Regions from separate parts of the Homo sapiens genome. Here region 1 is linked to region 2. A link is an interaction called in ENCODE POLR2A ChIA-PET data of the cell type or tissue named here. Cell type or tissue: PC-3. All regions are shown on one strand. Each heading gives the region's core, and the rest is flanking DNA. Links, peaks and the distances in the headings are about the cores only. Region 1 has its middle 17 kb from the start of TFAM. Region 2 has its middle 140 kb from the start of LINC00844.

The links. ChIA-PET counts read pairs that join two places held together with the same protein. Peaks named below come from ENCODE experiments on the same cell type or tissue, not always from the same donor. Only the 100,000 strongest peaks of a DNase experiment are listed, where the experiment ranks them.
Region 1: POLR2A ChIA-PET joins it to region 2 with 8 read pairs; 1 of 35 experiments calls an interaction of 5 or more read pairs at or near these places.

Annotation. Positions count from the first base shown.
Region 1 is chr10:58,399,410-58,406,180 of GRCh38, forward strand. No RefSeq gene overlaps it. Among named protein-coding and RNA genes, the nearest start is that of TFAM, 17 kb to the left of the region's middle. In PC-3, for the core only: no CTCF peak of the experiment used is centred there; a DNase peak (open chromatin) is centred at 1,392; H3K27ac peaks cover 378 bases.
Region 2 is chr10:58,852,670-58,860,370 of GRCh38, forward strand. No RefSeq gene overlaps it. Among named protein-coding and RNA genes, the nearest start is that of LINC00844, 140 kb to the right of the region's middle. RefSeq lists enhancers at 3,516-4,715, 3,853-4,469. In PC-3, for the core only: no CTCF peak of the experiment used is centred there; a DNase peak (open chromatin) is centred at 4,042.

The sequences.
Region 1 (6,771 bases), core at 1-2,500, 460 kb before region 2:
GTTACCAACTGCTAGCCTTCATATTTTTAGAAAGGGCAGTTTTGATTAGACCCATCTATGAGGTTCTGTTTTTTTTTTTACTGGAAATTTCATGCGTTAAATGTTGGGTAGGATTAAGTGATGAGACGACGGGTCCAAATGTATTAATCACTGGGAAGTGTTGAAGTATTACCGACCATCTTACTCATTTCTTTATTTTTTCCTCTCAGTCACCAGTCAGAACAGGTCATCAGTAGTTGTGTAACTAAGATGAACAGGAACTTTGGTGTCAGGGGATACTTAGTGATGCCAGTAGTTTTTCCAAGCTTGAATTTATACTGTGACTATCAGGCAATATTTAGATGGGGGTAATGGAAACTTTTTTAAAGTATAGGAATTTTCTCCTTATGCTGACATAAGTAACATCTGATGCTGTAGAAGCTTAGTATCAAATATTAATTGGACTGAAATAGTTCAGAATATTTTCCCAAAATGATTTCCTCCCACTCAGTTTTTACTTTTGCAGAGCTTCTACTTACCATTTGTAGTAACCTGAATGACAATAAAATGGTGAAAAAAAGATTTGAAATGGTGAAACCGCCTTCTTCCAGATATCATTCAGGTGACTAAAATGCAAAACCAAGTACAATAGACAAATAATAGCAACACTAGAAAACAAGAAATACTACCGTCAATAGAGCAGCAATTTCTAGGTATTTTTGGAAGACAGGAGGGACATAGGGATTGACAGGTGTTTGTTGGTGTCAGTGTGAGCAAACCACGTAAGCTGAGTGAAGCAGAAATGGAGAGGTCTCACCAATTCTGAGTAGTGAGGGCTAGTAACAAAGATTAACCCTAAGGTGGGTGGACATGGGTGTGTGGTGGCTGGTTCCTGTAGTCGCAGCTACTCAGGAGGCTGAGATGGGAGGATCACTTGACCTAGGAGTTCAAGTCAAGCCTGGGCAACATGGCAGGACCCTATCTTTAAAAAAAAAAAAAAAAAAAAAAAGGCCCTTAAGGTGGTTGGAGAGAAATTACAGGGTGCATGGGGCAGGAGAGGGGTAGGTATCAGTAGACGTAAGGTTTGCTTTTTTCTCCCCAGTGAATATTTTACTCAAAACTGAGGAAAGTAGAGTGATACGCTACTGCAGAATAGGTTTTTTGTTTTTTTTTTCAAGCCGGGTGCTGTGATTCTTGACTATGGCTGAGTAGAATCAACCGTCAGTGCATGCAGATAGCTGGGCCAGAATCTGGAGGGTGGAACTGGCCATTTAAAAAAGTTCTTTAGATTTAATAATGTGGAGCTATCATTGGTGGGAGTAGTATTATAACTCAGAGCTTCCTAACTTCCTAAGCTGGCAGTTCAGTAGTGGCTGATAATGAGTGAATCATGTATATGGCAATCTTACACTTGTTATTGTATGTCTTTTTTATAGCCATCCTAGTGGGTTTGAAGTATCTCGTGATTTTGATGTGTTTACATTCTGACTAATGATGTTGAGCATTTTTTTATGTACTTCTTGGCCACTTGTATTTCTTTGGAAAATTATCTATTCCAGTTCTTTGCCCATTTTGAAATGGGTTATCTCATTTATTACAGTTTCAGGAGTTCTGTATATATAATAGACATAAAGCCACTATAAAATAAATTAATTACAAATATTTTCTCCCATTCCAGGAATTGTTTTTTCACTTTATTGATGGTATCAGTTGCAGCACAATAATTTTAATTTTGATGGGGTCCAGTTTATCTATTTCATTTTGTTGCTTGTGCTTTTGGTGTCATATCCAAGAGACCATTGCAAAATTGAAGATTATGAAGATTTACCCCCAGTATTTTCTTCTGTTTTATAGTTTTAGCTCTTGCATGTAGGTCTATCCATTTTGAGTTAATTTTTGTGTATGATGTGAGATAGGTGTCTAGCTTCATTCTTTCACCTGTGGATATCTGTTTTCCTAGCACCATTTGTTGAAAAGATTATTTTTTCTCTGTTGAATTGTCTTGACACCCTGGTGAAAAATCGATTGACCACAGATCTATGGGTTTATATCTGAAGTCTCAATTCTATTACATTGATTTATATGTCGTCTTTATGCCAGTATGACATTGTCTTGACTACTGTAATTTGTTATAAATTTTATAATAGGAAATCTGAGATCTCCAACTTTGATTTTTTTGAAGATTGTTTTAACTACTCTGGATCTCTTTCATATTCATCTGAATTTTAGGATCAGCTTGTCAATTTCTGTAAAGAAACCAGCTGGGTTTTGATAGGGATATATTGGATCTGTAATTAAAGTTGGTGCTTTTGTATATTAGTTTCTAGTATTCTGTGTCATCAGTGGCATCTTCATATTAACTTGCTTATGGCAGATTATAAATTTGTTCTCTACATAATTTTGGAGCATGATTGTGGGCTAACCTGCCAGTGAGAGTGGCTGCTGTGCAGCTGACAGTCTTCTATATTTGTGGAAAGGCAGGAGAAACAGCACGTTCAATTGCCTCGTGTTAGGATGGACAGAATTCGGTTAATTCAAGAGATATTTGAGAAGTTGAATCCACAGGACTTGATAATTGATGGAGTGTGAGAGATAAGGTAGAGAAAGATAGAAAAGGTTATGCTTAAGTTTCTTTGGGCAGCCAAGATGGGGAATGTTGAAGAAGGAGCTGAATTCCTTCAATTTGATCATTTCTCTACCTAGACCTATAGATTTCTGGTCCCTCTAGGTTATTGTATCCAGGGCTCTAAAGGCAGAACAAGGCTAGGATTTAGGATGCAGGCATGCATACAAAAATATGTTAAAGCTGGAAGGGTTGATAGAGTTACTACATTAGGCATAGCCAAGGCTTTATTTATATAGAGACAAACATAAGAGCTCTGAATGCATCCAAAGAAATCAGAGCTTGTATCCAAGGACATCAATGCTATTGGGGACAGAAAGGTGAGACATCAGTACTGTAAGTGACAACAGACAGCCTGAGATGTCAGTGTAGGCAGAAGTTAGGCTGGGGTCTCCAGAATCAGATGTTCAACTGACAGCAAGTGTGAAGGAGGACTTTGTCAGGGAGAACTGGGATCAGTTTCCAGAACCAGGAGAGTAGAATAAATAACATCATCTACCTGGAGTCTGAAGTTCATCCAAACTAGTGTTTATCAAAGAAATTTTAAGAATCATCTGTAAAACACGTAAAATGGAAATTCCTGGATCTCTCAGCAGGTCAACAAGAGGCTCAAGTGATCCTGCCACAGATGGAATATTGATCGTAATTTAAGAAACACTGATGAAACTATCAAAAAGACCAATTTCATGATGAATCAGCAAGCTACTAGGACATACGTCCTCTGTTGACATCTAGGACAAATCTTAATGTATGAATGGAGATTGGGGTTATCTACAAGGAATGGAGCTGTTACCAGAAAGGGGATCTTGATTCAGACCCCAATAGAGGCTTGGATCTTGCACAGGAAAGAATTCAAGATGAGTTGCAAAGTGCAGTGAGAAGAGATAGTTTATTGAAAGCTACTCCATTCCAGAGTAGGCATCCTCAGAAAACAAGCAGAGGAATGCACTGTCTTTAAGTTTTTCTTATATAGGGGTCTTCTCTATGTAAAGACTAAGGTGTGCGTACAGGTGGATAGACAGATAGCATGACAAAATTTAGTACTTTATTGATTTAAGGAAATCCATCCTTGGCCAGGTGCGGTGGCTCACGCCTGTAATCCCAGCACTTTGGGAGGCCTAGATGGGCGGATCATTTGAGGCCAGGAGTTCAAGACCAGCCTGGCCAACATGGCGAAACCCCATCTCTACTACGAAATACAAAAATTAGCCAGGCATGGTGGCACACACCTGTAATCCCAGCTATTCAAGAGGTTGAGGCAGGAGAATCATTTGAACCCGGGAAGCGGAGGTTGCAGTGAACCAAGATCATGCCACTGCACTCCAGCTTGGGTGACAGAGCCAAACTCCATCTCAGATAAATAAATAAATAACTCTGTGTTTGACTTCTTAGTGTGTAAGTGCATCAAAGCATAACTATAATTCTTGGAAGCATATATTGTTATGAGTATTGGGACTTCTGGACTTTCTGCTGTAGGAGTTTGTTCTTACAGGTGTCTTTAAGCTGTTTTCTTAGCTGTGAACATCTTAGTTCTATGGGTCATGACTGGGAAGTTTAAGATGGAGTTGATTTTAAAATGGTGTCACTCTGGCTCTTCTAGGCTTCTGCTTCCCTAATACAGTCACACTAGATAGATCTTTGGCCAGTCATGTCCTGTCATCCTCTAAATCAGGGTTTCTTGACCTGATTGGTGGGGAGGGAGGGCAGAGCAGTTTGCCTCAGAACATTTGGCATTATTCTGAGAAATACATGATTGTCATGACTGGGGAGGGTACTACTGGCATCTAGTGGGTAGAGGACAAGGATGCTGCAGAGTCATCCCCATAGCAAAGAATTGTCCAGTCCCAAACATCAGTCTTGCTGCTGTTGAGAAAGCCTGCTCTATATCCTGAAGGATCTTGTGATAAAGAGAAGAGTAATTGCTTCCTAGGTTCAAGAGACATGGCTAAGGTAGTTCTAACTCTTTTTCTGGGGGGCTGCTACAATTAGCAATATCCACACCACTACCGAAAGAAATACTAAACTTTTTGGAAAGAGAAGGATTGGGGAGAAGTGTGTGCAATGAGACAGGAAAGCCCCAGGAACTCCCCTGAAGTCTTTTCCATGAAGACTGATCCATGACAACAGCTGTGTGCATGGTATTAGAAATCCCTGTGGAAAGTGACCAGTAAAGAGAGCTTGTACTTGTGTAACAGTTTAGTTTACAAAGCACTTGTGTATTGCTTAGCTTCTTCTTTGCCTTGGGAAGTAACCAGGATTATTGGTTTCCTGTGGCTGCTGTAACAAATAACCAGAAATTTGGTAACTTCAAACAAGAGAAATTTATTCTCTCACAGTTCTAAAGGGCGGAAGTAATCCTGGCTCATGCCTGTAATTCTAGCACTCTGGGGGGCTGAGGCAAGAGGATCACTTGAGCCAGGGGTTCGAGACCAGCCTGGGCCACATAGTGAGACCTCATCTCTAGTAAAAAATTAGCTAGTCGTGGTGGTGCACAACTGTATTCCCAGCTACTTGGGAGGCTGAGGTGGGAGGCTCGCTTGTGTCAGGGAGTTTGAGGCAGCAGTAAGCCGAGACTGCACCACTGCACTCCAGCCTGGACAACAGAGCTAGACCTTGTTTTAAAAAAATAAAAAACAGTAATTTTAAAAGGCTAGGCGTCAAAAATCAAGGTGTCAACAGAACCATAATCCTTGTGGAAGCTCTAGGGGAGAATCTGTTCTTTGTTTCTTCCAGTTTCTGGTGCTGTCAGCATTCTTTGGCTTGTAGTGGCTGCAGCTCCCTCTGCTCCGTTTTCATATCTTCTCTTCTCTATGTGTCCCCAGACTCCTTCTGCCTTTCTTTCCCAAGGATACATGTGATTTCATTTACGGTCCTCCCAGATAATCAGGAAAAACCCTTCATCTCAAGAAACTTAATCACATCCTTTGCCATACAATAATACTCATGGGCTGCAGGGATTAGGGCGCAAGCATTTCCTTCTTTGGCCTACCATTCACCCCACTATACACAACAACAACACCCATCTTATAGATTATTTAGTAGGTCACACGGCTAATTAATTGTGGAATTCAGCATTGAGCTCAAATCCTGGTTTCATCTTTCATCACTATAGGGTGTATCATAATAAGAAACAAAGATGAGAAAAAAACAGGTAAGGCACAAAAAGAGAATAGAGGAGAAATAGGGATGTGGAAAACAAAATTAAGTTGCAGACTTGAGATTTTGGACAGTAAACAGAAAAAAATATTGCTGTGGAAAAGGTCAACAGGTGAGCCCAGGGACAATTGCCAATTAATTTTTCTTTGTCACCATATCTCCAAGTGGCTTAGTGCTCTAGGCCTGGAACTGTCTACAGTTGAAATAATTCCACTTACTTACAATAATTGGTACAGTGCCTTGCAAATAACGTTTCATCATTGGAAGGCACCATAGTTACTGGGCCCTCTAACATTTTTTGAAGCTTAAGTTCTATAAGGCCTTGTTGATTTGGTATTTTTATAAACCTTGCAAATAGTTAAACCTTGCCAGATGACTAACACTCCCAGGTAAATGGTAAACAATGTGGCTCTCATTTTTTCTACTCCTTGTCCGACATTGTCCAATTGAGAGAGACCACTGTCTTTAGGCCAGCTCCTCACAACCTTGCAGCACATTAGAGTCGCCTGGGGGAGTTTGTTTATTTCTTAATTTATTTTGAGACAGGGTCTTGCTCTGTTGCTCAGGCTGGAGTGCAGTGGCACGAAGAAGGCTCACTGAAGCCTCAACTTACTGGGCTCAAGGGATCCTCCCACCTCAGCCTCCCATGTAGCTGGGTGGGACCACAGGTGCGTGCCATCACGCCTAGCTAATTTTTTAAATTTTTTGTAGAGATGGGGTCTTGCTGTGTTGCCCTGGCCGGTCTCGAACTTCTGGGCTCAAGCAATCCTCCCACTTTGGCCTCCCAAAGTGCTGGGATTACAGGCATGAACCACTGCGCCTGCCCTCACCAAAGGAACTTTAAAAAAACATAATATTCTTGCCCACCTCAGACAATTAAAGAGCCAGAGAGTGGGGCCTGAGAAAAGGGGTCCTCAAATGTTTTTACTTCTATTTTTTTATTTTCAAATTCACATTTTAAAATAGGCATATACAATTTTGTGTTTAAAGAGATAAAGGACTAAATTTCTAGC
Region 2 (7,701 bases), core at 2,968-5,467:
CTAGGCCTCGAAAGATAATAGGATTTGGGTAGGCAGAAAGGAGGCAGTAGACCTTCTATTGGAGAATAAGTGAAGGCAAAGGAATGGGAGTGAGCCTGGCTAATGTGGCTGCTGGTGAGGGACCTCCAGCCTGCTGTGGAAAATGTCAACTGGAATAATTGGGCCTTTCTCTGAACTTATAGTACTTAGTCCACCTGTATTTGTGTATACATTTTAAAATATTTATTTGCATGCAGATTGTTTTCTATAGGAGGAGAAAAGTGGTTGGCTCAAGTGCTTTAGATACAAAAGGACAGAACAGTCTTTTCCTAGCTCTGTGGTCTCCTGGCTGGGCCCCTCACGCTTGTATTGGAGCATTATAGATAGCAGCTATAGGCAGAAGCTGGAATAACTGCTCTCACAGCGTACTCCATGAGACTGACCAATAGTACCTCTTTGGTTTCCAGGTAACTAAATGAGACAGAGGTGGGCAGGGGGTTCTCTCTAAGCCTGCAGAGCCATGGTGGGATGCCCTGAGAACTGTGTTAGCTAGCTCTGGGCACACCAGGGACAGCACACTTGGCCTCATCAGTGTTTCCCTGGAGGGTGCAGGCATCTATGCAGGGTGAGTTGCTGCTCCTAAGGGACTTCTCTTGCACGTGCCACCACAAGGGCAGGAGCGGAGAGAGAAAGACTACATGAACTGTGTGAATTCACTTGAGACAGCTCCAGGACACAGAAATAACAGCATGAGACCTAAAAAAATTTTATGAATACATAATGTACATACTGATGGGGTACACGTAATGTTTTGAAACAAGTACACAATGTGCAATGATCAAATCTGGGTAATTGGGATATTCATCACCTCAAGCATTTATCATTCCTTTGTGTTAGGAACATTCCAAATCTACTCTTCTAATTATTTTGAAATATACAATAAATTATTGTTAACTATAGTCACCCTATTGTGCTACCAAGCATTATATTTTATTCCTTCTAACTATTTTTTTTTTTTTTTTTACTCATTAGCCAATTCCTGTTTATATCTCTTCACCACACTACCCTCCCAGCCTCTGGTAACCACCATTCTATTCCCTACCTCAACAGTATGAAATTTTGAGGGGAACAAAGCCTTTCATTATTCAGGTGGCAGCCTGATTCTAGGAAATGGCAGCTATTTTAGTGAGTGTGACTCTGTTGGAATCCCTGGCACATGAGTCTAGGTCAAGATTTCTCAGTCTTGGCACTCTTGACTGACACTTTGGGCCAGATGACTCTTTGTTGTGAGGACTGTCCTGTGCATGATAGGATGAATATTCAGCAGCATCCTTGGCTTCTACCCACTAGATGCTAGGAGCAAACTACTCCCGAGCTGTAACAATCAAAACTGTCTCGAGACATTCCAGAACCACTGATCTAGAGAATCGTGGGAGGTGTGTGTGTATAAGGATATATATATACCAGCCATTTAGATTTCTACCTTTTCACTTTTAAAAAGCTTCAGTGAACTTTTTCTAGCTTAATTTTGTCACATCTTTATTTTCTTGGTTTAGATTCCTAGACACGGAGTTGCTTGGTGAAAGAGTGGCACACTTCAAGGTTTTTTATATATATTGACCAGTGGCCTCCAAAAAAGTATTTAATTCTGATTCCTACCAAATTTGACACTTCCTTTTCATCTTTACAGAGTTCAGTCTGGTTTTGCACATGGTAGGTGCTCAATAAATATTGCTATTTAGGTGATTGAATGTTAGCTGTGAGTATCCCTCCCTTTTTTTCTACTAAATATGTGGGCATGTTGGTATATGGCACTTCACAATAATTTTTATAAGGGCTGAGTCTGGAGAAGATGTTTGTGATATGGGATTATTCCCTGTAAATAAGTGCTTCTCAAGCATGATCCCGGAACTAGTAGCATCTGCATCACTTGGAAATGTGCTAGAAATGCCAATTCTCAAGCCCCACAAGGACCTACCCTGTGTTTTAAAAGTCCTCCAGGTGATCTTCTAAAAGCTAAAGTTTAAGAACCACTGCAATAGATAATAAAGTAAATCAACACATGCTGCTTTTATCAGCAGGAAAATAGCTGTTCCCTAAACACTCTAATGTCATTTCCCTGGTGGGAGTTGGCCAGCCTGCCCTTGGTTCATAAGAGGTTATGAGACTCAATCTAAATGCAAGTAATGCTTTCTAACTCCATCTGGTGCCTTGGTTGGTTTGAGAGGCCCATCTCATGCCTATACTTTATGCTCAGGCCCATCTCAGCCTGCTCCATGGCCCACAGCCTAGGAGCCAACAGCTGGGACGTTTAAATGCAGAATGATACTTGCATGTTCAACCTCATTTGCTAGATTGCTCATTAGATAGATAATGCTAGATAATGCTGTTATCTTGGCCAGATATGAAGTCCAATGTGAGCAAGGTGGCCATCTGTTCAGGGCTGGATCCTTTTGGTATAATCAGAGACTATGTGGCTCCAGTAGGCACTTCCACCAGAGACAGCAGCGCAGTCTCTGGGGCTGAACCATAGGGTTGGTCATGTGCTGGATAGAGGAGGAGGTGGGAGGGCACACAACTTCCAAGAGCCTTTCTTCTAGATGTGACAGTCTCAGGGCACCCATTGGCCTTCCCAAAGGAGAAGAGACACAAAGTCAGGGGATTACTTTGGAAGGATGCCACACTGCAGTCAGCAGGGACTTCTGTGCTTGAACTCACACCTGGTTCCCCTCATCCCCTGTGGGTCAGAAATAAATCCATAATAACAGCTCCTGACATCTGTAATCCCTGGGGCTTACAGGATTCTGTGTTTGCAGTTCTCTAATTAGACTGAGACCTTTTTGTTGTTGTTGTTGAGACAGAGTGGTCTCACTCTGTCACCCAGGCTGGAGTGCGGTGGTGTAATCATGGCTCACTGCAACCTCCCATCTCAGCCTCCTCCGTGGGCTCAAGCCATCCTCCCATCTCAGCCTCCTAAGTAGCTGGGACTACATCATACCCGGCTAATTTTTGTATTTTTTGTAGAGACAGGATTTCGCCATGTTGCCCAGGGTGTTCTTGAACTAGTGAGTTCAAGCAATCTTCTCACCAGCCTCAGCCTCCCAAAGTGCTGGAAACACGGTCAGGAGCCACCACACCTGACCCTCGACTGAGGCCTCTCTTAAAGGCAGGGGCTCAGCTTGGCTTATAATGGTCATTTTTAAATGGGGCTGACTGCACTTTAAATGCTCATACGCTAAATTGCTTAATCTTCAGGATTCCCAAGGAACACCAGGCCCTGCCCACAGACAGATACATACTCCCAAGAAGCTAATTATATACAGGGGTTGAAAAACTTAATGTGAAACAATTAGTCAAAACTCTTCTTTGGAACCAGTTCCAGGTACTGCTTTGTAACTGAGAATTTTAAAACTGGTGAAATGCTGCTGGGCGCAGTGGCTCATGCCTGTAATCCCAGCGCTTTGGGAAGCTGAGGCGGGCGGATCATGAGGTCAGGAGTTTGAGACCAGACTGGCCAACATGGCGAAACCCTGTCTCTACTAAAAATACAAAAAATTAGCTGGGCTTGGTGGCAGGTGCCTGTAATCCCAGCTACTTGGGAGGCTGAGGCAGGAGAATGGCGTGAACCTGGGAGGCAGAGGTTGCAGTGAGCCGAGACAGTGCCATTGCACTCCAGCCTGGGCGACAGAGTGAGACTCCGTCTCAAAAAATAAAAATAAAAATAAAAATAAAAATGATGAAATGCATCATCATTCATATCTGATCCCTCTATCCCAGATTGATAGCAGTTTATTCTGTGACCAGTTCAGAGGTTCAGCAACTCAAGGTGATAGAGTTAAATTCTAAACAAGCCATCAAACTCTGCCTCTTCTCTGGCTGTGAGACAGCAACTTGTGAAAATAATTTCATCTGATTTAAGCAGACCAGGGCTGCAAATAAAGCAGCTGTTCTAAGGAAGTGGGTGCTGCAGTTATAACAGTAAGCGCTGAAGTGGGTGTCCAAATGCTGACAGTCAGAACATGTGTGCATGACTGGGCAGCTCTGTTAGCTGTGAATGGTATAGCATGGCATGAATGGAATGTGCTGGAATGCAGAGGACTCCCTGGGGTTCTTGTTGACCATTACATGGGTGGAGGGTGACCAACTGGTTTTTAGCACTGAAAGTTCTAAATAGAACTTTCTGGGAATGAGGGGACAGATATGAATGATGATGCATTTCATTATTTTTATTTTTATTTTTTGAGACAGAGTCTCACTCTGTCGGCCAGGCTGGAGTGCAATGGCACTGTCTTGGCTCACTACAACCTCTGCCTCCCGGCTTCACGTCATTCTCCTGCCTCCGCCTCCTGAGTAGCTGGGATTACAGGTGCCTGTCCTGGGAAGCCCCCTCAGTCCTTGGCGAACCAAGATGGTTGCTCACTCACCCTGTGTGGCTTTCAGATGTTTCAGCTCACTCTGTTCCCACGGCAGCCCGTCCTTCAGAGGTGGCTGAGTTCTTCATGAGACACATTGCAAGCAGCCCTGGAAAGTAAGGGTGCCCCATTAACCTTTCAGATCTGAACTATTTTCTGCCTATGAAGTGCATGTTCGGTTTTTATAGATTTTATATGTTTTCCCATCTTTCAGATCTAGCGCTGGCAAGCAGGTGGTATGGGAGTCCTAAAGTGGGGCAGCTGCTGATGTTGGAGGTAGATCCTGCCTCAGCACTGAGGCCAGGCTTCTGCAGAATCCTTTGAGGCTTCTGTCCTGAACTTCCAAAGTTCCAGCAGGAGGTGTTGGGCTAAGGTCAGGTGTCACAGTGGGAGTACGTTGCAGAAGCATAATATTCCAGAGGTTTCAGGGGCTTTCCCATTCAGTTAGTCAGTTTGTCACATCCCTCATCCCTAAGACTGGCCAGGCACATTTCCCTTTAGATGCTTATTGATGCCATTTTGGATTTTGTGGCATTCCCTAGAATGTCTAGAATGTTTAAAGTTCTGAAAAGCACTTAGTTCTCAAATATTTGAAAACAGAGGCAAAAGAATGTGTTGAGAGTGTGATTTCTGGAATCAGACTTCCTGTATTTAATCCCAGATCTTCCCTTTAATATCTATGACCCTGGGCATGTTACTTCAATTCTCTAACCTCAGTTTCGTTACCTGTATGTGTATATATATATACACACACATATATATATACACACACATATATATACACACACACATATATATATACACACACATATATATATATATACACACACACACATATATATATACACACACACACTTTGAAGAATGGGTATCCATCCCCTCAAGCGCTTATTCCAAGTTGCAAACAGTCCAATTACACTCTAAGTTTTTAAAAGATGTACTGTTATTATCAACTATAGTCACCCTGTTGTGTTATCAAATAGTAGGTCTTATTCATTCTTTCTACTTTTTTTGTTTCCATTAACTATCCTCACCTCCCTCAACCCCCTATTACCCTTCCCAGCCTCTGGTAACCATCCTTCTACTCTCTATGTCCATGAGTTCAATTGTTTTGATTTTTAGATCCCACAAAAAAGTGAGAACATGTGATGTTTGTCTTTTTCTTCCTGGTTTATATTTCACCTAACATAATGATCTCCAGTTCCATCCATGTTGTAGCAAATGACTGGATCTCCTTCTTTTTACTGGCTGAGTAGTACTCCATTGTATATATGTGCCACAGTTTTTTTTAATCCATCCACCTGTTGATGGACACTAATGTTACTTCCAAATGTTAGCTATTGTAAACAGTGCTGCAACAAACATGAAAGTGCAGATATCTTGTCGATATACTGATTGCCTTTCTTTTGGGTATATACCCAGCAGTGGGATTGCTGGATCAAATGGTAGCTCAATTTTTAGTGTTTTGTGGAATCTCCAAACAATTTTCCACAGTGGTTGTGCTAATTTACATTCCCACTGACAGCGTACAAGTGTTTGTTCCCTTTTCTCCACATCCTTGCCAGAATTTTTTATTGCCTGTCTTTTGGATACAAGCCATTTTAATTGGAGTGAGATGATGTCTCATTGTGATTTTGATTTGCATTTCTCTGATGATCAGTGCTGTTTAGCACCTTGTCATATACCTGCTTGCCATTTCTATGTCTTCTTTTGAGAGATGTCTATTCAAATCTTTCGGCCATCTTTTGACTGGATTATTAGATATTTTCCTATAGAGTTGTTTGAGTTCTTTATGTATTCTGGTTACTAATCCCTTGTCAGATGGGTAGTTTGCAAATATTTTTTCCCATTCTGTGAGTTGTGTCTTCACTGTGAATTGTATCCTTTGTTGTGCAGAAGCTTTTTAACTTGATGTGATCTCATTTGTCCACTTTTGCTTTGGTTACCTGTGCTTGTTGGGTATTGCTCGAGAAATTTTTGCCCAGATTAATGTCCTAGAGATTTTCCCCAATGTTTTCCTGGTGTAGTTTCATGGTTTGAGGTCTTATATTTAAGTTAACATATATTAAGTGTTTTGAGGACAGAATAGTGCAAATGGAAAGAGTTTAATAGACACAGCTACAAAATATACCTCTATTACTTCCTAGCTGTGTAGTCATGGGCAATTTAATTCACCTCTTCGAGCCTCAATTCCCTCATCTGTAAAGTCTTATCTCATAGATTACTTATGAGAATTAAATGAGATGACTAGGTAAAATTTCCAGCATATTGCCTGGCACCCTGCTTGCTTAATACATATTTATACTTTCCTATACACGATAAGTTAACATAGATTTGGTGCCAAAACAATTTAGTCATGTTCACCAAATAATCATATATGAGGCACTACTGGTGATTATTGAACTTGGTCCTTGGACTGTCATTGTTCTTGGTTAAGGTGCAGCAGATGTTAACTTTAAAATAGACATTTGGGTTCTTTGGTATTTCAACGGCAAGGGATGCTGTAGCAAATTTCTATGAACCCGGTAGCTGAGCAGATACAGTCTCACTTTATAACAAAGCATATTTTCATGAGACTCATGGAAATGGTTTACCAACTCCCAGAGGATTTGGTTACAATCACAATATTGCTTACCAGCTGTAAATGAAGGCTTTTGCCTGTCTGGAGCCAGCTCAGCACCATGAAGTATCTGGAGAAGAGCCAACAGGTCATGGAATTCTTTCTTCAGATGCTGCTCATCACTGCTTGCCTGGTCCCAAAAGATTTGTCCTGTGTCTTTTGTCCCTTCTATCCCCTGCTTGGATAGCATTCACTATCCTTCTTTTTTCATCTGATACCTTCTCTGGCTTGCAAAGGCCTTTCTACAGTCTTCCCTCCCTCTCTTTCCCACACAAGGCATGCTTCCATACAGCATTACATTGTCTATTTGCTCCTCTTGCCAGAATCCTTGGAAGCACCTATCCTTTGGGCTCGATATCTCACTCCCTGAGTGGCCAAACAATGAGATTCTTCCTGACTCACAAGCAAAGTTCATGGTTCCAAGGAAAAGCCAATGTTATCCATGGCAACCCTGAAAGATGAGTGAGCCCCATGCCAGCCGCTGCATGGGAAAGGCCAACAGCAAAATATCTTTACCTGACATATACACTCACATTCTTTTCACTACCTTCCATTTTTACCAGAATCCAGGCAGACTGATAATACATTCTAGATAATTGTTCTAAGCCATTCTTGAATATTTAATAGAGTAGATAATGTATAGGTGGTACCATCTGCATCTTTTTGTTACCTTTAACTGTTCATACTTCT